Regions from separate parts of the Homo sapiens genome. Here regions 1, 2 and 3 are each linked to region 4. A link is a contact called in ENCODE Hi-C or POLR2A ChIA-PET data. All regions are on one chromosome and are shown on one strand. Each heading gives the region's core, a stretch centred on a gene start or an enhancer-like site at or near the end of the contact. The rest is flanking DNA. Distances are from core to core; before and after follow the strand shown.

Evidence for each region. Hi-C counts contacts between places; a loop is a spot of excess contacts on that map. ChIA-PET counts read pairs that join two places held with the same protein, here RNA polymerase II (POLR2A). Pooled maps may share reads with other maps.
Region 1: a loop to region 4 is called in a map with no recorded cell type, with 7 times the contacts of the local background. The contact joins two enhancer-like sites. A Hi-C loop is called at or near these places in 1 of 37 single-sample maps with no recorded cell type and 2 of 50 pooled maps. POLR2A ChIA-PET finds 5 or more read pairs at or near these places in 3 of 52 experiments (WTC11 and activated T-cell).
Region 2: a loop to region 4 is called in a pooled map, with 4 times the contacts of the local background. The contact joins two enhancer-like sites. A Hi-C loop is called at or near these places in 1 of 37 single-sample maps with no recorded cell type and 3 of 50 pooled maps. POLR2A ChIA-PET finds 5 or more read pairs at or near these places in 3 of 52 experiments (GM12878, OCI-LY7 and activated T-cell).
Region 3: a map with no recorded cell type shows a loop between it and region 4 (5-fold over the local background). The contact joins two enhancer-like sites. A Hi-C loop is called at or near these places in 2 of 37 single-sample maps with no recorded cell type and 4 of 50 pooled maps. POLR2A ChIA-PET finds 5 or more read pairs at or near these places in 2 of 52 experiments (GM10248 and OCI-LY7).

Annotation. Positions count from the first base shown.
Region 1 is chr3:47,343,709-47,351,104 of GRCh38, reverse strand. KLHL18 (kelch like family member 18) reads right to left here. Exons shown (of 10, transcript NM_025010.5): 10 at 4,289-7,396. The coding sequence ends at 7,164. Among named protein-coding and RNA genes, the nearest start is that of PTPN23, 34 kb to the left of the region's middle. Within about 2 kb of position 3,769, at least 4 of the 41 ENCODE cell types and tissues checked have a DNase peak (open chromatin) inside an H3K27ac peak, as active enhancers do.
Region 2 is chr3:46,945,100-46,951,595 of GRCh38, reverse strand. All of the region lies in intron 1 of CCDC12 (coiled-coil domain containing 12), which reads left to right. Among named protein-coding and RNA genes, the nearest start is that of CCDC12, 28 kb to the left of the region's middle. RefSeq lists a silencer at 3,063-3,357. Within about 2 kb of position 3,180, at least 32 of the 41 ENCODE cell types and tissues checked have a DNase peak (open chromatin) inside an H3K27ac peak, as active enhancers do.
Region 3 is chr3:46,925,746-46,932,075 of GRCh38, reverse strand. All of the region lies in intron 2 of CCDC12 (coiled-coil domain containing 12), which reads left to right. Among named protein-coding and RNA genes, the nearest start is that of CCDC12, 48 kb to the left of the region's middle. RefSeq lists enhancers at 140-249, 440-955, 1,400-1,449, 956-1,471, 4,471-4,850. Within about 2 kb of position 5,080, at least 22 of the 41 ENCODE cell types and tissues checked have a DNase peak (open chromatin) inside an H3K27ac peak, as active enhancers do; they include OCI-LY7, where a contact is called at or near this core.
Region 4 is chr3:47,136,941-47,143,728 of GRCh38, reverse strand. All of the region lies in intron 1 of SETD2 (SET domain containing 2, histone lysine methyltransferase), which reads left to right. Among named protein-coding and RNA genes, the nearest start is that of SETD2, 24 kb to the left of the region's middle. RefSeq lists a silencer at 1,356-1,455. Within about 2 kb of position 2,453, at least 4 of the 41 ENCODE cell types and tissues checked have a DNase peak (open chromatin) inside an H3K27ac peak, as active enhancers do; they include OCI-LY7, where a contact is called at or near this core.

The sequences.
Region 1 (7,396 bases), core at 2,520-5,019, 210 kb before region 4:
AGATTGGAAAGAAAGAAGTAAATGTCTTTATTTGCAGATGACATGATAATGTAGAAAATCTCAAGGAAGACACACACGGACATTTTTTTAAAAAATGATAAAACTAACAGATTGAATTTAGACAGGTCACAGGATATAAGATCAATAAACAAAAATCAATGGTATTTCTATATACTAGCACCAAAAAGTCTGAAAACAAAATTCAGCAAGCAATTCCATTCGTAATAGCAAAGTAATATGAACATTTTAACAAAAGGAGTGTAAGATGTATATACTGAAAATAACAAAATATTGCTAAGAGAAATCAAGGAATATCTAAATAAATGGACACAAACTCCATGTTCACAGACTGGAAGACTTCATATTGTCAAGATGGCAATTCTCAACTTGATCTGTAAATTAAACACAATATATATTTAAAACCTCAGAAGGCTTTTCTGTAGTAACTGACAATCTGATCATAAAAGTGACATGGGAATGCAAAGTATCTAGAAAAGTCAAAAGAATTTTGAAAAATAACAAAGTTGGAGGTGTTACATTACCTGATTTAATGACTTACAAATACTTTAAAGCCAGAGTCATCAATAACACACAATCATGGACAGGCACAGATCAATGGAACAGAACTAAGAGTTTAGAAATAAACCCTTATATTTATGCCCAATTGATTTAGACAAAGGTATCAAAGCAATTCAATGGGGAAAAGATACTCTACAACAAATGGTGCTTGGACAAATGGAAATCGGTCCATGAAAAGATGAATTTAGACTCTTCCCTTACACCATGCCCAAAAATGAACACAAAGTGGATCACATACCTACATGTAAGAATAAAACAAGAAGACTTCAAAAAGTTCTTAAGATACGACACCAAAGGCATGATCCATAAAAGAAACAACTGATAAACTAAACTTCATCAAAGTAAAAAACTTTTACAATTCAACCACCACCACTAAGAAAATGAAAAGAGCCCTTGTTAGTATAGTGGTGAGTAAAAAAAAAAAAAAGAGAAAGGGCTGGGCGTGGTGGCTCACGCCTGTAATCCCAGCACTTCGGGAGGCCGAGGAGGGCAGATCACGAGGTCAGGAGATCAAGACCATCCTGTCCAACATGGTGAAACCCCGTCTTTACTAAAAATACAAAAATTAGCCAGGCGTGGTGGCGGGCACGTGTAGTCCCACTACTCAGGAGGCTGAGGCAGGAGAATTGCTTGAACCTGGGAGGTGGAGGTTGCAGTGAGCCAAGACCACACCACTGCACTCCAGCCTGGCGACAGAGTAAGACTGTCTCAAAAAAAAAAAAAAAAAAAAAAAAAAAAAAAAAGAGAGAGAGAGAAAGAAAGAAAATGAAAATAAAGACAAGCTAAGACTGGGATAAAACATTTGCAAATAATATATTTGATAAATAAAGGATTTGTATCCAGAATATGTAAAACTTTCTTACAATTCATTAATAAGACATGTGAACCAATTTAAAAATGGGCAATAATTGAATAGATATTTCACTAAAGATATACAAATGGTTAACAATCGCATGAAGATGCTCAAAATCATTAGTTGTCAGAGAAATGCAAATGAACCATAATGAGATGCCACTTTGCATCCACTAGAATGGCTACAACAAAACAGAAAAGTCCAAGTGCCGACAAGAATGTGGAGGAACCTGAACCATTCATTATACATTGCTGGTGGAAATGTAAAGAGGGACAGCCACTTTGGAAAAGCTTGGCAATTTCTTAAAAAGTTAAACCTAAACCTACTATATGATCCCAGCAGTTTCACTCCTAGGATCTACCCAAGAGGAATGAAAATATATGTCTAACAAAGACTTATAAATGAATGTTCATAGCCGTATTATTCATAATAGCCCCAAATTGGAAACAATCTAAACATTTATCAATCGGTGAATGAACAAAATATGGTATAAGTGGAATACAACTTAAAAACAATAAAAGGAACTATTGGTACATTCTACAATATGAATGAACTAAATTATTCTAAAGTAGGAAGCCAGACACAGAAGGCCACATATTATATGATTCCACTTATGTGAAATGTCCAGAATAGGAAAATCTATAGAGACAAAATAAAATAGTGGTTGCCTGATGATGCAGGTGAAAAGGGGAACTGCAAAAGGGATTAACTGAGTGATGAAAATATTTTAAAACAAGATGGTGATAATGGTTGCACAGCTCTGTACATTTACTAAAAGTCATTGAGTTGGACACTTAAAATGAATGAACTTTAAGGTATGTAAACTATGACTCAATGAAACTATTAAAAAATCAGTGACGTAAAAAGGAGGAAGACAAGGGAAGCATGATTAGGTGACATTTGAATGTGGATATACCTGATTGTCCCTAAATTCTTCAAGAAGCTATTGTTCAGCCTCTTCTTCATGTCCATTGTTGTGTCTACAGTAATGGAGAGTCTCACAGAGCTCACCACGTAGCAGGTAAAACAGGTAAACAGGTCACTGCATGGTAGAATATGGCCAAGGGCCAGCACAGCAGATGGAGGAGGAGTGCCACGCTGACCAGAGATGTTTTCATGAAGGTAACATCTAAACTGAGATCCTGAAGACCGCTGCTGGGCAGCTGAGAGGAAGTGTCAGTATCTCAGTGACATTCTATGTCATGCTATGAAGTTTAGGTTTTATGAACTGCAGAACTAAGCTGGGCGTGGTGGCTCACACCTGTAATCTCAACACTTAGGGAGGCCAAGGCGGGAGGATTGCTTGAAGCTAGGCATTCAAGACCAGCCTAGGCAACATAGTGAGACCGATTCTCTACAAAAAATAAAAAAAATAGCCAGGCATGATGGTGCATACCTGCTGTCTCAGCAACTCAGGAGGCTGAGGTGGGAGGATCGCTTGAGCCCAGGAGTTCAAGGCTGCAGTAAGCAATGTTGTGTACTGTTAGGTTATTGTGAGTAGCAATAAAAAGCAGCAGTGCTGGACTTTGGGGTGAAATGGAGTGGGCTCTGCTGTTGGTCATGAGGGGGAAAGGAGTCCAAATAACAAAAACAAAGAAAGAAAGAAAAAAGAAATGGAAAGTCAAGCAGATGAATCCAGTTTGACTTAGCAGTCCACTCTTCACCTATGGGGCTCTTTGGCTCTGGTCAAGGGGGCATAGATTACATGGAAAGGGCTGCTACTACTTTACAAGCAACAGGCCTTTCTCCCAGAGGGCAGAGTTCCCAGATAGTCTGGCTATCTCTTTCAGCATGAAGGCACCTGCTTCTTCACTCTTCCCCTTGCTGCCCAGTCTGCTTTTCCAAGGTCTATGACTGTTGGGAGGAATGCTGCTCCCTTCACAGGTGGAAGACACTGCTGTCCTTAGGCAGACTGGACTGTGAGTGTGGAGATCTGGTCTCAATTTCTCACAATGCCACTGGTTAGCTGGAGTCAGGTCAATTACTTGGCCATTCTGAGGCAGTTTCCTTATGCTAAAATGTTACCTGCTCCGTGGGGATTACTGAGGACCATGTGAGATTCAACTGATAAGAGTGTTTATATGTAAGACATGTCCTGGTGGGGTGTGTGTGGGAGTGATATGCCTTCCAAAAACTTAAAAAAATTAAGTTGCCATCCAGGAGTCCAATGGACAAGATTGATCACAAGCTGACTTTTGGAAAAGTGTGACTGAAGAGTTTCCCAACAGGCAAAACCACACTAACCACAGTGTAATCTTGGAAGAGCAGATCTGGAATGCGGCTGTATTTGGGGAAGTGAAACTGAAGATGGGAGTATAGTTCTCACACTGAAGAGCATGCAAATCACCAAGGAAACTTGCTCACGCCAGAATGCTGAGCTGCACCCCAGCCCTAGGGAACCTGTCTCTAGAGAGGGACTTAGGAACGGATCTGTGGTTTAAACATTTTCCAGTGACTTTTATGTGCACCAAAGTTAAAGCACCTCTCGCCTAGAGCATAAAAAAGGAGCTGGAGATGCTGATTCCAGGCAGTCAACAGGCAGCCACATTCCACTGGGAAACTCTGGAGTTTTAGGGCAGTGAATGGAGAAAAGGGGAAATCCGAGAGTAGGGGCGATCAGGACAGGCACCAATATGCAGTCCCAAAGTGCAAATGAAGTCTTTGCATATTTTTCACCAGAAGTGACTCTCATAAAATAAATCTCTCCAAAGACTACTTTTGCTGTACATCTGGCTTTTCCCTTATATTCACAGAAATATTCCCATTTTGTCCAATATATTTTTTTCAGTGAATCACAATTAAAAAACAAACATGTACTTCTAATATCTGAGAAATAAACCAAGAAAGGACAAGAGCTATTAGGAGTGTTCTCTTTATTTCTCTTTGGTTTCTTAACACAAAAGACATGCATTCTATAAATAAAAGGAACTAAGATTTTCTGGGAAACCATAAATTGGGAGGAATTCCCACAGTCACACCTCTGTGGTCAAGAGGATGGTCTTCAGCCCCCATCTGGCTGTAATCTCTGATGAAATCCAGAAGAGAAGGCCCGTGTGTTATCCAAGAAGGTGAAACACTCAAGGACAGTGAATGCCACAGTCCTCTGCTCAGAGCTGGGCTAGGCCCCAAGGCCCACTGAGTACAATGTCTACCCTATCTCCTTGTTACATCCTTTTTACAATATCCTTGGGTGATGCTTCTTTTCATGGGGCTATTGGAAAGGCTCCAACACCAAAGAGCCAGACCAGCCATTTACGAATAGCCATTCACCATCGGACTGAGGAACCTACTGGGAGAGTGTGAATATGTTGGTGTTTCCTGACTTGTGCTCAGAGCCCAGATCAAAACACTGGCTTGATCTTACTTTGAAACATCGACCTCAGGTGCAGCAGTGTAAATTCTACACCAGGAGGTGGGATTGGACTCAGGAAGTCCACTACAAGAGCAGCAGGCCATGGTAGAAAATGATCTGCCATACCCAGTGGCAAAATCTGGGCCAGTATCCTAAGGACCCACTCAGTAGCCCACAGACCGATTCTTAATACCTTCACAATCCAGGCTTGTTGGTGCTACTTCAAATTCACAAAAGAAAGGGGCTTATAATAAGACAAGCACTGATACACTCCTAACAGGAAATGCACACCCCACCCACCTTCCGAGTCTACCCCTACAGGCAAACCAGGAAGGAGGGAGAAATGCTGGAGCCCTACCACGAGCCCAGGTTAAACGACATCCGATATCAGATTGTTGAGACGTTAAAAATAAAAATATCATTTTCAAGTGCTTGTAGCAGAGGCCTAGCTCCTAAGTTGTAGGTAACAAAGGTACTTCCCTCTGAATACATGGCGATTGCACACACTGGTAAACCTGACGGTCCTGGGGTGGGGGAGACACCCCAGGCTCCACATTGTGCCTTTCTGAACAGGCTTCCAGGCCACCCCAGGCAGGCAGCAAAGGATAGGAAACCAAGCAGGTGGAGACTGGAGCCCTAAGACTCAGTCTTGGGTTACAGGAATTGAATCTTCTTTTAGTCTCTACTGGAAGAATTTTAGAAAACCAATTTTGGCAGCAGCAGTTGAAGGACAGCCCCACTGCCCAGTGCACTGGCAAGAGAAAATGTCCTCCTCTTTGAGTCCCGCTGTGCTACATTAGGTCCTATCCAGGGAGGAGGAAGCAATATGAAATCTTTCCAAAAGGTAAAGGTCATTTGCCAAGATTAGAGGAAGAAATATAAAATCTGTTCTTTGCAGCAGCAAGAGATTCTTTCGGCCTTTAGTTCTTTATGTCATAAAAGCCAGCTGTGCTTGAATGTAAAGGTCCACCTTGCTGGTCAGTCTGCCCAGGGCTGGAGGGAGGCCAGACTCTTGGGATTGGCGAGTGGATGGAGGAGCAGTGGAATGGCAGAGCAGACAAGGTTACCAGACCAAGCCCGCCCACAGCTGGTAGAAGGAAGCCCTGGTTAGGTTCTAGAGGTGCATATGGTCAACGTGCCCCAGAAGCATCACAATGAGGGAAATCATCCAAGAACGAGATTGATGGGCAAGTGAGAATCTGGCCAGACCTGCTGTTTCCTGCTGGTCAAAAAAGGAAGCAATGTTAGTGAGAGTGGGGAATCTGAATGAGCGCCATGGTGGCAGTAGGAGGTAATCACAGGGGCGCCTGGAGCCCCCAGCCACAGCTAGGAGCCCCCACCAAGAAGAGTGGCAGTAATTCAGCAGATAGCCTAACTCTCTACGCCTATGATTTTAAAAGTCCTCTGATGGTGGGTGAGAAGACAAACCCCATGAGCACCTTACTACAGGCCCAGTCAAGAGTGCACTGATTCCACACACACTGGGGCTCAGAGGGAACCCCCAGCTCAATGCGAGGCCTCAGGACCCTGGGATCCGAATGTGGGGTGGATACCGCCCTTCTCCAGTTAGACGATTTTCCATTTAAACATAGATTTGCCGTTAGTGTCTTTTATGCTTTTTTCTTCTTGCAAAATTTGTTCACATAAAAAAATTATTTTTCTTTCCAGTTTCTTTCAAGTGTTTCTTTGTTTAAATTTCCTTCAGTTTCTTTCAAGTATCTTTTTTTCCCTTCTGTTCTCCTGGACAGATCAAAAGGCCTCACTGAAATCCCAAAATTAGACATGGGGAAAACTTCTCTTCTCCCTGCTTACCCAGCAATGAGGACAGAATCCTTGGTGCCCCACTGTGGAAGAAGGAATGTGCCTGTGTGCAGCCTTCCACTGCTGTGGCCACACCATCTCAGGCAGGGAGAACGCTTGGGTCTGTCCTTTCGTCCCCAGCTACATCCCAGTTTCCAGCAGGCTTGGACACTGCAGCCTCCCCATGGCAAATTGGCCAGACTCGGCTGGAGAGCAAGCAGGCGATGGGGAGCATCAGATGGAAGGCCTTCTGTGAACAGCTGGCCCACAGAGAGGCGGTGGGTAGGAGCTGGGCCTGGATGGAGCCTGTGTTCATGTGGACCAGAAAACAGTTCCATGTCACCAGCTGCAGGATCCAGAGGAGCTTGTGTTCCATGCTGTGCATCTTGATGACCCAAGCCTGAAGGTCACAAGGGTGGCACAGTGGGGGAGGGCTTAAGCACCTGGAAAAACTGTACCTCCGGCGAGCTCACGTTTCGCCATCTCTTCTGGTCCACTGCCTCTCCTGAGGGACTGTTCCTGGAAGGAAGCGCCTATGTCTGTACCAGATCCCTGCCCCACCACATCCCATCCTCTGCCTTAGATGGTGAGGAGAGGGATGCAGCCCACACCGACCCCTCCCTCATGGCACGCCATGGGGGCCATGAATGTCCAGCAGTCTGTCTCTGGGTCATACATCTCCACTGAGCTTAGGTTTGACTGTCCGTCGTAGCCCCCAACAGCGTAGAGGCGCCCACAGCTGGCCACCAGGGAGACCCGGCTCCTGCGCGTGTGCATGGGGACAATCAGGCACCACTGGTCTGCCACAGAGC
Region 2 (6,496 bases), core at 1,931-4,430, 190 kb after region 4:
TGTTAGCCAGGATGGTCTTGATCTCCTGACCTCGTGATCCACCCGCCTCGGCTTCCCAAAGTGCTGGGATTACAGGCCTGAGCCACCGTGCCCAGCCCTAAAATGATTTTTTAAAAATTGTTAATTGATAAATAATAGCTGTATATTTATGGTGTACAACGTGATGTTTCTACAATATACGTTGTAGAAAGATTAAATCAAGCTGATTTAACATTTTTTGTGGTGAGACTTTAAAATCTAGGCTCAGCAATTTTGAATATACATTATTATTAACCGATCACCATGCTGTGCAGTAGCTCCCTTAAACACACTCCTCCTGCCTAACTGGAACTTTGTGTCCTTTGCCCAACATCTTCACTTTCTCCACCTCTCCTGCAACTCCAGCCTCTGTAACCACCCATCTAGTCTCTGTTTCGGTGAGTTCTACTTTTTATTTTTTTATTTTAATTTTTAATTTTTTTGAGATACGAGTCTCACTCTGTTGCCAAGGCTGGAGTGCAGTAGTTCAGTTACAGCTCACTGCAGCCTTGACCTCGTGGCCTTGTTTGATCCTCCCACCTCAGCCTCCTGGGTAGTTGGGACCCGCCTCGGCCTCCCGAAATGCTGGGATTACAGGTGTGAGCCACTGTGGCTGGCCAGTTCTACTGTTTTAGATTCCACATATAAGTGAGATCATGCAGTATTTGTCTTTCTGAGCCTGGCTTATTTCGCTTAGCATAATGTTCCCCAGATTTGTCCATGTTGTTGCAAATGACAGGATTTCCTCTTTTTTTTTTGAAGCCTGAATAGTATTTCATTGTGTGTATATACTAAATTTTCTTACTCATTCATCCATTTATGGACACAGGTTATTTCCATTTGAGCCTCACTTTTAAAAATTAAGTTTAGCATATACAGAGACTTAGCCAAAAAAATGTAGCACTTTCAGAAAAGGATAATGTGCTCCATTCACATGAATGTTGTTACATTTTAAAAAATGGGCTGGGCATGTGGCTCATGCCTATAATCCAGCACTTTGGGAGGCCAAGGCAGGAGGATTACTTGAGCCCAGGAGCTCGAAACCAACCTTGGCAATATAGTTAGACCCTGTCTCTACCCCAAAAAAAAAAAAAAAGCTGTGCATGGTGGCATGCCCCTGTAGTCCTAGCTACTCCTATGCAGGAGGCTGAGGTGGGAGGTTTACTTGAGCCTAGGAATTTCAGGCTGTGGTAAGCTATGATTGCACCATGCATTCCAGCCTGGACAGCTGGACAACAGAGCGAGACCCTATCTCAAAAAAATGCAAATGTAGATCAATTTCTCTTCTGGTTGGTCTAATACTAATAGGCCTTCTGTTTCCCAGCATGGATCTGGGCCCTGGGTGCTGGGTCCTGGGTTCTTGTTAAGTGCTTTCTTGGTTTTTGTGTCAGGGCAAGGGGTGGGTGAGAACAGAAGGAGCATCAGGTTCCCTAAGAGGGATGCAGCAAGAACCAGGGTTCGAATTAGGCCCATCGCTGAGGGACAGCAGGACTTGGGACACTGCAAGATGTCAGCAGGCAGTTTTTTTTTCTTTTCTTTTTTTTTTTTTTTTGAGATGGAGTCTCACTCTGTCACCCAGGCTGGAGTGTGGTAGCGCAATCTTGGCTCACTGCAACCACTACCTCTGGGTTCGAGCAGTTCTCCTGCCTCAGCCTCCCGAGTAGCTGGGACTACAGGCGCCCGCCACCATGCCCGGCTAATTTTTGTAGTTTTAGTAAAGATAGGTTTTCACCATATTGGCCAGGCTGGTCTCGAACTCCTGACCTTATGATCCACCTGCCTTGGCCTCCCAAAGTGCTGGGATTACAGGCGTGAGCCACTGTGCCCGGCCAGCAGGCAGTTTTTCATGGTGCAGGGTCATGCGGGACCCTGTACCACATGGTGGACCCAAGTTGCCTTGTATAATCCTCACATGCCCCTGTTAAAGTAGTGCCAGCCCCACTTTGACAGGGGAGGAGACAGAGCCTCAGGGAGGTCCCACCACTGGTAAGCAGTGTGTCCTGATGTTCCCACCACCTGCCCAGTCCAGGGCTGCAGGCTGGGCTTCCTGCATACCACAGTGCCCCTACAGGGAGGACCCTGGAGGGAGTTTGGAGCCAGGCCAGACTTCCCAGAGGAACTCGTCCAGTCTGGCTGCATATGAAGGAAGGGGAAGAGACTGGTCTTTGCCCTGCCCTCTGTGTGACCTTTCAAGAGGTTATTTCCTGCTGGGGCCAGTGTGGGTGAAGTCTCAGGGCAGTGGGAGGGGCCTTTTGCATACTAATGGTTCTGGTTGTTCCCTCTGCTCTCTTCCCCCTCCGTCCCTCTGTCCCCACTGTCACTCATCCTTTAAGGTGACACTTCCTTTGGAAAGCCTCTGTAGACACCTCTTAATGCCACCCAAAAAAACACTGCCTTCCCTGGCTGTTGACACCTTCCCTTTTCCCCTGTGGGTCACCACCCCCTTGAGAATCTGAAGAGCTCCAGATTTCTCATCCACTAAGATTCACCTTCTCACACTCGCCTGTGTTTCTGTCTGGTCATTGACCTCTGGAATCTGTGCACCGAGGATAAGAACCCCTGCCCTGCTCTGTGGGCACTAGGTGCCTACTCGTTCCTCTTCCTCCTCAGTACCCAGCATGGAGTATCTGAGTACAGCATGGAGTACCACAGGGGAGCCAGTCAGTATTTGTCGACTGATAAAGTCTGCTGGAGGAGCTCTGTAGTGCCTCCCTTGAGCACTTGCAGCAAGAATAGGATCAGAGTTGACTTGGGCTGGCTCCCCACACTCCTGACAGACACATGGAGGATATCTGGGCAGGGCCGTGTGACGGGCCTGGCGAGGAGCTGCACTAGGCATGCCGTGGCCTGGCCCTTGAGGTGCCATATGGATGGTGGGGCCCAGCGTGCCTCTCTTCTGAGTGGAGCGGGCCCTCCTTTCCACCGCTGAGGGCACCTTGACAGGTGCTATCCCTTGGCACCAACCTTCGTCAGGCCTTGGGTGTCAAGCCTCACCGTTAGAATGCCTGAAGGCTGCCACACCCTTTCTCTTTGTCCCCTAAGTGCCACCACCTTTTTGTCAAAGGCGCCTTCCTTCCCCCAGTGAGTCACCAGCAGAACCTCAGTTGTTTCTGCTCCTCCCTGTCTCCCCACAGCGTTGAGGCACCTCCTTGTTCTAGTCCACCGCTGTTGACCTAGTTCCCGTCCTTATCTCCAGTCCTTATCTCTAGCCTCGCTGTTCTCCCAGCCTCCCGCTCAGCGCTTTGTTCTTGCTCTGCTCAGAAGCCTTTAGGGAACACATGAACCCACAGGAGAGCAGTGGCTCTTAGCTAATCCCAGCCTCTTGGATGGTAGTCACCACCTGTTCCTGCTGACTCTTGGTGAAGCACTGAATGGGGAATCAGATCTGTCTACACTGCACAGATCATCTGACGTCATCTCCTAATGTCTTGGTGAAGCAGGTATTACAACACTGCCCTGTCTGCTTACAGGATTGCTGAGAACATCTGATAAGGATGATGGGCATGGGAGCTTCCCATGACCTCTGCAGAGGCACACCGTTCTGGGCCTGTGCCCCGCTGGCTTTTCTGCAGCCCTTTCCTTCCTGCCCTGGCCTGATTCTCCCTGTTCTTCAGGCTCCCTAAGCTGCAGGCTTTTCTCCTTCATCATTTCCTTGTAATGGTGATATGATGTCAGTATGATTATCCTCATTTTTGTAGATGAGGAAACTGAGGCCAGACAGGTCATATAACTTGCCCAAGGTCACACAGCCAAGATGAAATGGAGCTGGGATTTCCCCGCTCCTGTGCACTCCTCTACCACAGTGCTGTGCCTGCTGTAGTTGGTGTCAGGCCTGTGGGTGCAAACTGGTACAACAAACGTCTGCCCTCTAGGAACTCTTGGTCTGGTCAGCAGATAGAGTGGATACTCGGACCAAGTCATCCTAGCAGCACATTGAGTGCAGGGGACCCAGAGTGAGGAGCTCTGCAGCCTGACGAGATCTCAGCCTGCCCAGGAGAAGCAGAGTCTCTCCCCCTTTCCCCCTGCCAGTCTCTGGGCAGTAGAGATCTGTGCAGTTTCTGGTCCCAGGCATGGTGGTGTTCAGCTCACTTCTTATCACTCCATCTTCAGGGTGAGTCAGACTCCGGGTGACTGCCCTACCCGCTAAGTGCCCTTGGAACACAGCTCCCACCACGGCAGCACCCGACAGGAAGTCCCTCCACCCCGGCATGGGGCTGCAGTGGCCCTGAGGATGGGCACAAGGTGACACTGGGGAGCCTGCCAAGTTTGCCCCAGCATTGTCTGTCTCTTCCTGTCACCTTCAGGCACTATGTGCCCATCTCTTTTGCTTTTTTCCCCACCCTGGGCCCAAATCAGAACTGGAAAGGCTCAAAGTGGGGCCAGTTTGGCCTCTTCTTAGGGGGCTAGGATTTCGAGGTCTTATTTTCTCTTTAACTTTTGAACAGAGGGCAGTTTCCCATGGACATTATAGCAGGCGTACTCAGAGCTAATGGGGCATATCACCTGGGGATTGGAAAGTGTTTCTGTACCCATGAGTTCCTGGTGAGTCTCTAGCTTCTTCAGGAAGCTAAAGAAGGGTGGGAAGACCCTAGATGAGAAGTTGAATGTCTCTCTCTTAACCCTTTCCTGCTTCTCTTATTTCCTTCTGGAAGGGAGAGCTCTAGTCAGCAGCTCCTAAAAGTTTGAGTCCTTGGGAAGTCTTAGGGAGAGGGAGGGGCTTATTCCTCATCCCCTGAACTCAAGTCCTCCTGCTTCGGCACACCCGCCCCCAGTGACAGTTCCCAGCCCTCATTTTAACTTTAACCCCCCTCCCAAACACAGACACACAGACAGCAGCAGGCTGGGGCAGGTCCAGGCTGGGAGTGGAGGATCTCACCTGACTTCTGGTCTTCCCCGTTCCTCCCATGACACATCTTGTAGGCTACCACAGTGCCCGTTCAGGGTGTCGGCCCTCATGCTGGGCTCAGCCCTCCCACGGTGCTGGAGGAATGCCCTGTGAGCCCTGCCCCTGACAGCATCAGGTGAGGCTGGGCCAGCCATGTGGGCCTGCTCTGCAGGCTGTGACAGTGCTCTTGCTCCGCTCTCATGTCTTTGTAGGCAGTTACCACTCCCAGGAATGCTCTGCCTTCTTTAGCTGCCTCATAATCCCCCAGTGGACATTTAGAATTGAGTTTAAGCATTACTTCCTTCCCCGACAACACCTATCCCTTGCTAATTCCCTAAGTGTACAAGATATTTAGTAAAGCTTTCCTTACTACTCATGGCACAGAGTTACATTTTCTAAGTCTGATCCTTTGAGTAGACTTGAGATTCTTGACGATAGGGTTCTTACTTTATCTTTGTGCCCAAGGTAGACCTGGCCCACAAAGGAGACTGAGGGGTGCAAGGAAAGAGATCTTCATCTTACTGTGGGTGGGAAGGGGCAAGAGGAGGACATAGAGCAGCCTCTCTTCTTCCTCCCTCCTCCTGTAGGCCTGGTTGTTGATTGACCTGCTTCTAGCAGTGGTACTACATTCAGACAGCAATGTGGATTGATTCTGCCCCCACGCTTCATGTGCCATCCAGAGGCAGGTGTACTCATCCATTGAGGGATCCTTCCAGAGAGAGGTGACTGAGGAGCAAAGCCATTGTTGAAACACCGAGTCTGAGGAGATGAGATGGAGGCACGTCCCAAAATTGATAAACCTCTAGCTGGTCTGATAAAGAAAAATGACACAAATTATCAATATCAGTGAACATCACTACAGATCTTACAGACATTAGGCTATTAAGAGAACAATATAAGTCACTTTGTGCCAGTAAATTCAATAACTTAGGTGAAACAGACATCTTGAAAGACATAAATTAATAACACTGGCTGGAGAAGAAATAGAAAATCTATACAGTCCTATAACAAATATTTTCCCAAATAAAACTTCAGGCCAAGATTGCTTCACTGAAGTCTTGTTGAACATTTAAGGAAGAAACAATACCAACTTTGCACAGCTCTAATTTTATTTGTAACAGTTTTGTCCCTGATAAAAAGGATTTCAAACATTAGGAAACAGGTCAGTCAGACTCTGTCCTGAGCAGGGCTGTATTTGAGACCCCCTGAAATCCTGCCTCAAAGGCTTCTTCCTGCTGAAGGCTCTGGGAGGAGGTGAGGGCAGGGGTGCAAGGTCTAGGTGTGGAGATGTGGGCAGGGGTGAGAAATGGGGGAGTACCTCCATTAATAGGCAGATAGGCTATGGGGAGGGCCCCAGCCCAGACCATGACTCTCCTGCCCTCCAGCCATCAGCGTTCCTGAGGTTTACTCTTCTGGAGTTGGTGGAGAGGGTAGCAGTTAAATTGGTAGCATTTCTGAAGGTTGTCTAGCCCAGGCTCTGGGCTAGGCCTTGAGGTGCTCTAGGAGATGCCCCGTGCTGAGAGGTTCTTGAAGGGAAGGGGTAGTAAAGCCTACATGTGAATAGGAATGGCCACAGGCCTGTGCCCTGGGCCT
Region 3 (6,330 bases), core at 3,831-6,330, 210 kb after region 4:
TGGGGTAGTTGCCTCTCCCCTCATTTTCATGCTTCTGTCGAGTCTGGCCTCTGGCAGCAGCAACTGAAGCCTTGTTATTTATATTGGGGACAAGGGGTAGGTCTCTATGTGCAGAGCCTAAAGCAAACAGAGGATTATTAGGGGCATGTCTGAGTGTCATGAGTGTGTTTTCCTGGCAGAGCTCCAGTGTCTCTGTACTCTGAATATTAAAAATGAAAGTGTTCTTTGATCAAAGTTGCCAGTCTCTCTGGTCAGTGGTGGCCTCTGCAAGGCCTGCAGGCGCATCCTGGGCGTGGCCTTCCCTGTGGTCTGTTACTAGGAGGAGTGCCTCACAGCAGTTCTCTCTCTGGCCCTTGATGGGGCCTGTATGGCCAGGAGGGACCAGGGTGGCCAGGTGGAGGACCTTGTTCTCAGGGAACAGGCCATGTGGGACTGTCCTGTCCTTATCCTCTCTGCCTCCCTCCAGGGGCCCAGGGCAGCAGGTGAATGTGGAGTAGCCTCAAGATATAAGGGATGAGAAGGGAGGCTAGCGCCCCAAAGGATAAGCCTGGTAGCATGAGTGAGTGAAGTGGACCAGGGGCCATGAAACCCCCATGAGCAGTGTAGGCTTTGAGGCCAGTTTGCCAGTGATGGGGTTGGATCAGATTCATAATCTCAAAGCTTCCTTTCATTTCGCCATTCTAGAACTCTACTCTGGTTCTATACTTGACAGAGAACATCAACTTTCTCCACCTGCTTCCTCTCATTGGCACATGTGAAAAAGCACCCTAGGGGTGATTTCCCCTGAACCTCCCTGGCCAGCCCATGTCCCGGGCTCCTGCAGCTGGCCTGAAGCAGAGTAAAGTAAATAGAAAAGGTCAGCTACCCATTTTAGAAGGAAACTCTATGGAATGCAAACTTGGCATTCCCTGTTGCTTTGCCACAAAGAAGTTGCTTAGGGGTTGGCTGCCCCGGCCCAGCCACATTCCTGCCCTCTCTGCTGGGCACAACTTCTTTGCTTCCAAATGTCTTCTCAAGTCATTGAAAGGCTCAGAGAGCCCCAGGCTACCCATAAAGCTCTTTCTTGAGTGCCTTCTGAATTCCTTTATCCAGCTTGAGGCAATGTATGCTGAGCCCCTCCTGGAGCTGCCTGGTGCATTTAGGGCAGGCTGTGAAAGACAGACATGCAGCCGACACAGGGCCACGTGCATGGAGTGGGGCCTGCTGTGGAGAGGGTAGAGAGGCAAGTGGGGCAAAGGGGGCCCAGGAGAAGGGCGGTTACTGTGCCTCAGGGTGAGTAGGGACACTGGGAGGGGCCCACAGGGCCACCTCCTGGAGCTGGCTCTTTAAGCGTGATGGACGGGGAAGTGTGTAGCTGAGGGGGTGAGCAGGCTGTGGGGCCAGGACCACGTGAAGAAGCTTAGACTTGTTTTGGGGACACTGGGGTCCCTGAGTCAGAGGGAGGGCCAGTGGAGGCACTGAGGTGGCTGATGTGTCTGCTCCTGTGGAGAGACAGCAAAGCTCCACCCAGACACTGGCTGCCGGTATAGGGTGGACTTTGGGTGGCCTAGGGCATTTGGTGCAAAGGATAGTGTCTTAGAAGCCATTGGGCTTTCTGGGCTGCCCTCCTTCCCATAGACTCTGGGGGCAGAAAGCCCCAAAAAAGCATGGCTTGGTCTCTGCTTCCCTTTGGCTAGGGGACAGCCTGGCCCTAAGCCACAGAGACTGGCCACCAGCAGAGCTGAGGTGCTGGTGCTGCCTGACTCAGAACCCTGCCACAGTCTTCTGCTGCCTTATGGCCCCTCTGCCTGTTTCCTCTTTATGTTTTTGAGTACTTCGTTGGTTGTTTCTGTGTAGGAAGAATACTGATTAGAAATTCCGGAAACTACAGAAAATCAGAGAAGCAAGTAAAAATCACTCAGAGCTGGACATGGTGGCTCATGCCTGTAGTCCCAGCTATTCAGGAGGCTGAGACAGGAGGATTGCTTAAGCCCAGGAGATCAAGTCCAGCCTGAGCAACATAGGGAGACCCCCATCTCTTTTTTTTTTTTTTTTTTTTTTTTTTGAGATGGGGTCTTGCTGTTCTCGCCCAGGCTGGAGTGCAGTGGCACCATCTCGGCTCACTGCAACCTCTGCCTCCCAGGTTCAAGTGATTCTCCTGCCTCAGCCTCCTGAGTAGCTGGGATTACAGGCACCCGCCACCACATCTGGCTAATTTTTGTTTTTTTAGTAGAGATGGGGTTTCACCATGTTGGTTGGCCAGACTGTTCTTGAACTCCTGACCTCAGGTGATCCACCCGCCTCGGCCTCCCAAAGTGTTGGAATTACAGGTGTGAGCCACCATGCCCAGCCAAGACCCCCATCTCTTGAAAAAAAGTCAGTCCTAGAGATAACCACTGTCAACATTTTTGTTGTTTTTATTTCTTTTCTTTTAGCTAGAGCTAGTACCTTCTCCCCTTAGCAACTTCCTCATTCTAAAATGGGGGTGGCAGAACCATTGTTTGGCTCCAGTTGTCCTCAGAAAGGTGGCTTCCAGATGCCAGTGACTGCTGGTGAGTGCAGGCTGCTTCAGTATTTCCTGGCCAGCTGACAAGGTGTTAGGTGTTGGCCTGCCCTACTGCTCTGGCTGGCACCATCTCGTCACACCCTGCCCAGTCTCCAAGAGCTGTGGTGGCCCCGGACACTGTAAGGCTATGGGAGCTCCTAGGATAGCAGCCTGGACCTGCTTTGTGTGTGAACCTGTTGTCCTACTATTTGTTTCTTGACTTTCCTTTTTTATCTCCATTCTTGTCTCCTTTTGGATTTTTTTGTTTTTAATTATTCCACTTTCTTCCTCTGTTAACTTGTTAATTGTATGCTGTTTTCCCTTTCTTTTAGTGATTTCCACAGGCATAACAACATACATCCTTAACTTATCAAAGTCTAATAGAAAATAGTAGTATTTTTACCATTTCCTCTACAGTGCTTAGGACCTTAGAACACTTTAAGGCTATTTGCCACTCTGCCTTTTACACTATTGTTGCTATATTTTAAATACTATAAGTTGTTATTACTCTTTTATACAGTCAATATTCATTTAAATTCTCTTTTCCCCCTGCTTTTTTTTTGAGACAGGGTCTTGCTTTGTCACCTAGGCTGGAGTGCAGAGTGTGATCATAGCTCTCTGCAGCCTTGAACGCCTGGCTCAAGCAATCCTCTTGCCTTAGCCTCCGAAGTAGCTGGGATTACAGACACAAGCCATTGTATTTACCCTTTCTGAGGCATTTTATTTTTTCCCTGCAATTCCATGTTTCCGTCTGAGATCATTTTCCTCTAGCCTAAAGTATTCCTTTTAGTATTTCTTGAATAACGGATTCACTGATAACTGATTCTCCTAACCTTTCTTTGTCTGAAAAAGTCTTTCTCTTGAAGGCTTCTTAACTAGATTTAGAATTTTGTGTGACATTTATTTTGTCCACACTTCTGAGATACCATTTCATGGTCTTATGGTTTCCATAGTTGCAGTTGAGAAGTCAGTAGTCTGTTTTAGTTTCTGCTTAAACACACTTTTTTTTTTCTCTCCAGGCCCATGAGATTATATGAGGTTGGTGCAAAAGTAATTGTGGTTTCTGCCACTATGTTCAATGGCAAAAACCACAGTTATTTTTGCATCAACCTAATGGGAAGCTCTGCTCAGTCTCTCAGCTTTTCAGCTGCTGCATGTAAATAGACATGCTTTAAGGGGAAAGAGGGACGTGATGTCAGGCTCACTTTGTTGTACTTCCCTTATCTCCATGATTGCAGCCCCTGAAATCCTTGCTGTCTTGGTACTTCTCTAAAGCCATTTAAAATACATATATATACATTTTTTTTTTTTGAGACAGTCTGCAGCCTAGGCTGGAGTGCAGTGGTGCGATCTCAGCTCACTGCAACCTCTGCCTCCTCAGTTCAAGCGATTCTCCTGCTTCAGCCTCCTGAATAGCTGAGATTACAGGCATGTGGCACCATACCCACCTAATTTTTGTATTTTTAGTAGAGACCGGGTTTCGCCCTGTTGGCCAGGCTGGGCTCAAACTCCTGACCTAAAGTGATCCACCTGCTTTTATAAGGGAGGTTAAATCTTGGGCCTGTGTTGGAAAGGCCAGGTCCCCAAGCTGAACCCCCCCATGCTCCTTGACCTCTCCCAGAGACTCCTGTCCTTTGGTAGTGGTGGAATTCCGGGGGTGGGCAGTTAAGTGGGCATTAGGGAGGGGAAGTCTCTTAGCTCTCCACGCTAAGGGGACTGGAGGTCAGAGACTGCACCATTTTCACGCGATCACACAACAGTGGCTGCACATCAGATTAACCCTCCAAGAGTGAGTCTGGGGAGGGCGTGGACCCAGCTTGATAGAGCTGGATGCACCCAGCACAGCCGTAATGTTTCTAAATGTGGAAACTGAGGCCCAGAATGAGACCTTCCCATGGTGGTCGGGATCTAGATGTTCTTGGCTGCTTGGCCAGTGCTCCGCTCTGGGGGTGGCAGGGCACAGTGGGCGCAAGGCTCTGCTCCCGCCTCTTGCTTCTGGTTCACTCCTCCAGTTGGCCTTCTGAAGCCTCGGGCAGTGGGTGGGTCTGGAGGCATGGGTGCGTGTTGCTGCTGTGAGTTCTGGGTACAGTTCCCTGTGGCCTCTCCTCTCTCCTTCTGATTTCTCACAGAACCCTGGAGACCGTTTCTGAAAGCGACAGTTTTTTTTCTTACTAATCCCTGCAGTTTTCTTCCCACACCCAGTTTCTCTTCCTCATTTCTCCCCACCCTGTTGTGAACGAAAGCCTTTGCACCCAGTCATGCCCCACTTTGTCTCCCTGTACCTCTGTGACCTGACATGTACCTCCAGGCCCGAGGCAGGTGTTCAAGGATGGGGGACGGGGTGGGGTATCTCTGGGCCTTCTGGGAGTGCAGGTGGGCTTCCTCCACACAGGCTATGCTGGTACTGCCCCATCGCCCGCAGTGGTTCAGCCCAGCCCCAAGGCTCCAGGCTCAGGGGCCCTGGCAGGAAGGAAGGAGATGGTAAGTAAGCTGGGGGCAGGAAGCAGGTGGAGCCCTTAAATAGGAGAGTGAATAGCATCTGAAAGCCCCTGAGTCCAAAGCACTGCCGCTTGCTAGCTGTGTAGCCACAGACACCCCTGCCTCTGGGAAAGCTTGCTTTTGCAGGGCCTGAGGAAGTCAGCAGCACTTTTACCTGGTCCAGACAGAGGGCTTGGGAGATGGCAGACTGTGGGAGGCCTGTTGGGAAATTGTTTCCTGCCTTAGAGGCCCAGGACTTTTCTGAGGGACCACTGGTCAAGAACCGAAAGAGGTACTGGGGAAGGAGGAGGACCTGCGGCCTAGTCTCACCTGGCCAGCATCTGAGGGGCCACTCCTGCATCCCCTGGGGCTAGGGGTCTGTCCCACTGCCTCTGCCTTGCCTTTCTTAGACCCTGCAGCCCCCAGGACCTCTCGCCCTGCCGCCCTGTGGAGTTACCAGGGACACATTTTCCTGGGAGCCTGCTTCTGTGTGTGTGGGGCTAGGATTTGATGAGCCCCTGAGCCAGAGAGGACCCCAGTGAGTTCTTGGTTCAGCCACCCCTGCCTGAAAAGACTGAGGCAGGAAGAACATAAAAACATAGTAGCTAGCCGCAGCTCCTGCCGGGAGATTCTGGCCCCTTGTGGCTCCTCTCTCTTCATGGAGGCCTTTGGGGCTGTTCAGTTCTCACTGCTGTCCTGGTGGACTGTGGCCTTCCCAGCCTTGCACATGGTCATGCCTATTTTCACAGCCCTCACTGGCCACTCTCAACAGTCTTGGAGCTGAGTCAGCCTCTCGTGTGCTTTGTGCCTTGACCCTGTCCGCGTCATTGCAGGCCCAGGCGCCACCTCCTCCTGGAGTGTCTCCCCTCCACATTCCCACAGCTGTAGGCAGCCACGCCCCTCTGGAGCCCTCCAGCACCTGCTTCTCTGTCCACATGTCACTCCTCACTGCCACATGCCCCTGGCCCAGCACACCCAGATGCTTTTCTCTAAGTAGTTGAGGCGTATTCCATGGCATGAGCCCCAGGGCAGGAAGGCTCTGAAGAGGGGCCAGACTTGGGGAATTTGTGGGTGACCACTGGCCTTCTCTTTTGGGAATCACTCAGCCTAGGAGCTTTAGCCCTGGCTGGGAGTTATACATTGCCTTGAGCTAAGATGTGCAGCCACTGCTGTGTGATCCTATGAAAAGGGTACAGTCTCTCTGACCTCCAGTCCCCTTATCTGTCAAATGGGATGATCCAGGAGAGACACCCTGTGAATGCTCCCTAGGCGTCCTTGGCCCAGCTCTGGAAGAGAACCGTACTCCAACAGAGTAGACAGGGCCTCTG
Region 4 (6,788 bases), core at 1,204-3,703:
AATAAAAAAAAAAAGTTCTGGTATAATGTAACTTGACATTTGAGATATAAAACCAATGGGATAAAGTTCTGATAAAAGTTTGTTTTATAGATCAACTAGCTTTATTATATGAATATGCAGTTATATACTGTTAGTATTTAATAATGAGCAACTTACAGAAATTAAAAAGATCAGTAGACTAGATAGCAATTCTAATCTGCAAAATGATGTTCAAAAATACTCTTATTTTTCTGTTTACCTTAAGAGCACAAAAGATATTTTTTGCAGGAAATGAAAATTTAGCACTGTAGTGCCTTATCCTAAAAGATTACAGATAGGTGGAAAGTGGATTTAAATATTTGGAATATTAGTGTTTCTCTCCTTGAACACAGCAGAATTTTATGTCTACTTTTGTTAAGGTTTTTTCCCCAATAAAGTTTTTTTGTTTTGTTTTTTGAGACGGGGTCTTGCTCTGTTGCTCACGGTGGAATGCAGTGGTGAGATCGTAGCTCACTGCATCCTTGACGTCCTGGGCTCAAGCAGTGGTCCTGCCTCATCCTGCTGAGTACCTGGGACTACAGGCATGCATCACCAACGCCTGGCTAATTTTTAAATTTTTTGTAGAAATGGGCTCTCACTATGTTGCCCAGACTAGTCTTGAGCTCCTTGGGCTCAAGTGATCCTCCAGCATCAGCCTCCCAAAGTGCTGGGATTACAGGTGTGACCCACCATGCCCAGCCCCAACTTTCATTTTTCCATTTTGAAAATAAGAAGCCAATGAGCCAGGCGCAGTGGCTCACGCCTGTAATCCCAGCACTTTGGGAGGCTGAGGTGGGGCAGATCACCTGAGGTCAGGAGTTCAAGACCAGCCTGGCCAACATGGTGAAACCCCATCTCTGCTAAAAATACAAAAAATCAGTTGGGCGTGGTGGCAGGCTCCTGTAATCCCAGCTACTCAGAAGGCTGAGGCAGGAGAATTGCTTGAACCTGGGAGGCGGAGGTTGCAGTGAGCGAGATTGCGCCATTGCACTCCAGCCTGGCCGACAAGGGCAAAACTCCATCTCAAAAAAAAAAAAAAAGACAATGTATATATGGTATTCCCCTTCCCCACCTCCCCCCACCACGAAGTAGCATACTAAATTTACTGTTTTGTTTCTTGCTTTTTTTCCTTAACAGTACATTCCGGAGCAGTATACAGAGATCTTCATTATGACCTTTTATTTTAATTAAATTAATTAATTAACTTAGATTCTTGCTCTGTCACCCAGGCTGGAGTGCAGTGGCACCATGTCATCTCACTGCACCCTTGGCCTCTGGGGCTCAAGCAGTCTTCTCACCTCAGCCTCCTGAGTAGCTGGGACTACAGGCGCACACCATCACACCTGGCTAATTTTGCTTATTTTTTGTAGAGGCGAGGTCTCACTATGTTGCTCAGGATGGTCTCGAACTCCTAGCCTCAAACAACCCTACTGCCTCAGCCTCCCAAAGTGCTGGGATTACAGATGGGGGAGCTACCACGTCCAGCCCATTATTATGATCTTTTAGATCAAAGTTCGTAATTAGAACTTTTTGAAGCTGCATACTACCACATTGAACGGATGTACCAGGGTTATTCAGTCACTGTTACAACCTTTTACTAGCACACAGATAGCCTTTTGCAGTTTATTTTAACCTTTTTCTGTATGAAATGATGGATAGTGGTGCATTCAGTGCATTGTAATTCACAATCATCCTATATTATCATTTGGCTTTGCCTTGTAAGAATATGTGTTTCAAGTGTTTTTTTTAAGGTATGGATAGCTTTTACCCTACTTGTAGTTGTGTTAGTTGACTTGAAACCTTTTCCTTCTATACCTCAGACATTAATTACAATGAAAAAAAAATGCTTAAACTCTTTACCAAAACCAGAAAATAAACAATGGCTATTTTTATTGCATTTAAGCTTTTGTTCCGTAAGAGTACTGAATTGTTTTTTAATGTGTTTTGATTTTGGTCGGGTGGTAACTTATGCTAGAAACTTTTTGAATTGTTGTACTTGGTATGTTTCTAAAATAGAAAGCAGCCCACACATTTTTTTATTTTTTCTTTATAACAAAAGAAAACTTACTTGTGAAACATGAAATAATAAAATTATTTTCAGAAGCATTTTTAGTATTAAGATGAAAGTAAGCAGTTATTTATGATGGAAAGAGATCTGAAATATGTATAAAAAGAGAGACCTTGTCTTTCTCATGTCTTTCCATTTAATCACATCACAGGTTTTATTTCTGTGTTTTTATTTAGAAGGTGGGTTTTTCAGAGCTAATTTGCATGAAAGGCTGTAACTTGAAAGAGCTGTTTTTGTATTCTCATTTAATGTGGTTAAGCAAGAGTAGGACAGGAAGGCTGACATAAGTACTTAGTCTGGTACAATACAAGATAGGTACAGTTTAAACATTAACCAACTGGGTGCAGTGGCTCATGCTTGTAATCCCAGCACTTTGGGAGGCTGAGGCAGGCAGATCGCTTGAGCCCAGGAGTTTGAGACCAGCCTGGGCAACATGGTGAAACCCCATCCCTACTAAAAATTCAAAAATTAGCCAGGCATGGTGGTGTGTGCCTATAATCCTAGCTACTTGGGAGGCTGAGGTGGGAGGATCACTAGAATGGGGCGGGGGTGGGTGGTGTGAGGTTGCAGTGAACCAAGATCATGACACTGCACTCCAGCCTGGGTGAGGGCAGTGAGATCCTGTCTCACAAAAAAACAATATTAACCAAGCGAGCTTAGAGTCTACAGTCTAATTATAATAGTCTAATTATAACAAGCCATCTCCCTCAGAAACCTATCTCATGTCTTTCTTCGTATTCGATACTTAGAATTTTTAATTTTAATTTTAATTTTTTATTTGAGACAGAGTCTCGCTGTGTCACCCAGGCTGGAGTGCAATGGCGCAATCTCAGCTCACTGCAACCTCCACCCCACTGGGATTCAAGTAATTCTTGTGCCTTAGCCTCCCGAGTAGCTGGGATTACAGATGACTGCCACCATGCCTGGCTAATTTTTGTATTTTTAGTAGAGACAGGATTTCACCATGTTGGCCAGGCTGATCTTGAACTCCTGACCTCAAGTGATCCACCCGCCTTGGCCTCCCAAAGTGCTGAGATTACAGGCGTGAGCCACTGCACCTGGCCAGTCAACTCTTTCTGTGTGATTCACTGGCTTGTACTAAAGATGAATTTCAGCATTTATGCATATTTATCTTTTGAGGCTTATTTGGTATTGGAGGTTTTCCTCTCTCACTTTTTGCTAATGAGGAAAACAAATGGATAATTGAAAAGATTAACTCAGAGTAATGAGTAAAATTACTGGAATTCAATTGAATACAATAGTCTTCAACACTGGGCTCTAAAATGTTCAGGTTAGGTCACCCAACGTTCCAACTTATGGGTTTTGGAAAAAGCAGATGGCTTTAACAGGTGAATATCATTCACTTTAGGTAGGTATTCTTGTGTATCTATTTGGCAGACAAGTAGAGAAACATTTCAGGCATAAATACAGTTGTTAACATTTGGGATTATAGTCTTAACCTTTCCTCACTGATTAGAATTCCGTAGTGACACATTTGAGATTAGCTTTTTAACAAAGTCACTTCTTGTTAGAAGTGACTTTTTTAAAGAAAATAAGTTAGCTTTACTCACTTGTGTAGTAATTCCACATTAAAATAAAGTTTCAGCTATTTTTGGGGTGTAAGAATAGTTGGTGAGTATGATCAAGTTATTTTTTTCTAGATTTAGTCGGTATATATTGATCAATAGGATTCTTTGTATGTTTGAGATACTATACCAGTTGAAGATGTGGACTTAAACAAGTGAGAAGGAGTGCTTGTATATCAAGTCTACTCATGCTAGTTCAGGTTAGCATACTTACTCCAAAGTGCTTTACCTGAAATTTCAATGTCTTTGATAAAGCAGTGTATCACTCATAGCTTTATTGACCACATAAATAACGTATATTTTTCATCAGTGTTTTTTTTTAATTCACTTGTCTTCACGTGTCCTTGTTCTTAGATGAGAATGCGGCAAATTTCATAAATTTTATGGCCTATATATCTTGCTTTTTCTACATGTCAGTTTTGAGATGTTTCCCTCTTTTCCTTTAAGAATTGCTTGAAGTGAGGAAGCTAAAAACTAGTACTGTTGTTAAGGAGTTTCTTTGATTCAAAAAGTAACGAGAATGTATGATAGGAACGGGAATGTTAGGCCCAGGGGAGATTATATAATAAGGACAAGATGTTGCCTTTGTCTCTTTGAAATTTAAACTCTATATGGGGAGACAAGAACAATAAATGCAAGTCAAGGCTGTATGTGATTGTCAGATTGTAAAGTATATGCTGTAGGAGTTGAATTTAGTAGTAGTATCTGGAAAGGTAAGAAAAGGATAGGAAAAGGCATAATAGTGCTGAGTACCTACTAGACATTCAGATAATTGTCAAAGGAAGGAAAGGCTTTAGTGGTCCCTGAGTGGATTAAGGTAGATATGGGGGTGATGTGGTATGTGTGTAGTGTGGAGGCTGAGAGGGAGGAAGGTGATGAAACGAGCAATACAAAAAATAATTTGAGAGCTTGGGCAAGATAAGTGAGCCCGTCTCTATAAAAAGTTAAAGAAAATTAGCCAGCTGAGGAGACTTGGGAGGGAGGATTGCTTGAACCCAGGAGTTCGAGGCTGCAATGAGCTATGATCGTGCCATAGCACTCCAGCCTAGACTCTGGGTGACAGTGGGTAACAGAGCAAGACCCTGTCAAAAAAAAGAAAAGAAAGAAAGACGTTGAACAAGACTGATCTAGATTTGAACTTAAAAGAGACCACCATAGCTATTGAGATTCCTTCTGGGGAGTAGTGTAAAAGCAGCTTAACTAGGTAGGAAAATGATAATCCCAGCACTTTGGGAGGCTGAGGTGGGCAGATCACTTGAGACCAGGAATTTGAGACCAGCCTGGCCAACATGGTGAAACCCCGTCTCTACTAAAAATACAAAAATTAGCCAGGCTTGACTGGGCGCGGTGGCTCACGCCTGTAATCCTAGCACTTTGGGAGGCCAAGGTGGGTGAATCACCAGAGTTTGGGAGTTCAAGACCAGCCTGACCAACATGGAGAAACCTCATCTCTACTAAAAATACAAAATTAGCCAGGCTTGATGGTACATGCCTGTAATCCCAGCTAGTTGGGAGGCTGAGGCAGGAGAATCACTTGAACCTGGGAGGTGGAGGTTGTGGTGAGCCGAGATCATGCCATTGCACTTCAGCCTGGGCAACAAGAGTGAAATTTCATCTCAAAATATAATAATAATAATAACACCTGTAATCCCAGCTATACATGGGAGGCTGAGGCAGGAGATTCGCTTGAACCCAGGAGGTGGAGGTTGCAGTGAGCTGAGATCGCGCCACTGTACTCCAGCCTGGGCGACAGAGTGAGACTTGGTTTCAAAAAAAAAGAAAGTGGGCCGGGCGCGGTGGCTCACGCCTGTAATCCCAGCACTTTGGGAGGCTGAGGCGGGCGGATCACGAGGTCAGGAGATCGAGACCATCCTGGCTGACACGGTGAAACCCCGTCTCTACTGAAAATACAAAAAAATTAGCCAGGCGTGGCGGCGGGCGCCTGTAGTCCCAGCTACTCGGGAGGCTGAGGCAGGAGAATGGCGTGAACCCGGGAGGCGGAGCTTGCAGTGAGCCGAGATCGCGCCACTGCACTCCAGCCTGGGCGACAGAGCGAGACTCCGTCTCAAAAAAAAAAGAAAGTGATAATACTGTAATCCCAGTACTTTGGGACACTGAGGCGGGTGGATCACCTGAGGTCAGGAGTTCGAGACCAGCCTGGTCAACTTGGCAAAACCCCATCTCTACTAAAAAAAAAATAAAATTAGCTGGGTGTGGTGGCGGGTGCCTGTAATCTCAGTTACTTGGGAGGATGAGGCAGGAGAATTGCTTGAACCTGGGAGGCAGAGGTTGCAGTGAGCCAAGATCGCACTATTGCACTCCAGCCTGGGCGACAGCAAGATTCTGTCTCAGAAAAAAAGAAAAATTTATAATAATGTCAGATATTTATTGAGTGCTCCATATCTTCTAAGTGGTGTTTTTGGCAGTTAAATGCAGCTGTAAACAAGATAAAACCAAATCTCTGTCCTAAAGAAGCTTGTATGCTAGTGGGAGGAAATGGGCATTACATAAAATATTTATAAATAAAAAATAAACAACCAACTCTTATAGTAATAAATACTAGGAAGGCTGGGCGCGGTGGCTCACACCTACAATCCCAGCACTTTGGGTGGCTGAGGTGGGTGGATCACAAGGTCAAGAGATCGAGACCATCCTGGCCAACATGGTGAAACCCCATCTCTACTAAAAATACAAAAATTAGCTGGGTGTGGTGGTGCTTGCCTGTAGTCTCAGCTACTCGGGAAGCTGAGGCAGGAGAATCGCTTGAACCCAGGAAGTGGAGTTTGCAGTGAGTCGAGATCACGCTACTGCAATCCAGCCTGGCGACAGAGTAAGACCCCATCTCAAAAATAAAAATAAAATAAAATAAAAATAATAATAAATGCTAGGAATAAAATAAGGTACTATAATATAGAATGATGGGAGAATCTCAAAGGAAATAACATTTGAGGTGTCATCTTTTTAAAAAAATTATTTTAGATTCAAAGGGTACATGTGCATGTTTGTTACACGTGTATGTTGCATGTTGGTGGGGATTGGGCTTCTAGTGTGCCCATTACCCAAATAGTAGTGAACATTGTACTCACTAGGTAATCCTTTTTTTTAGATGGATTCTT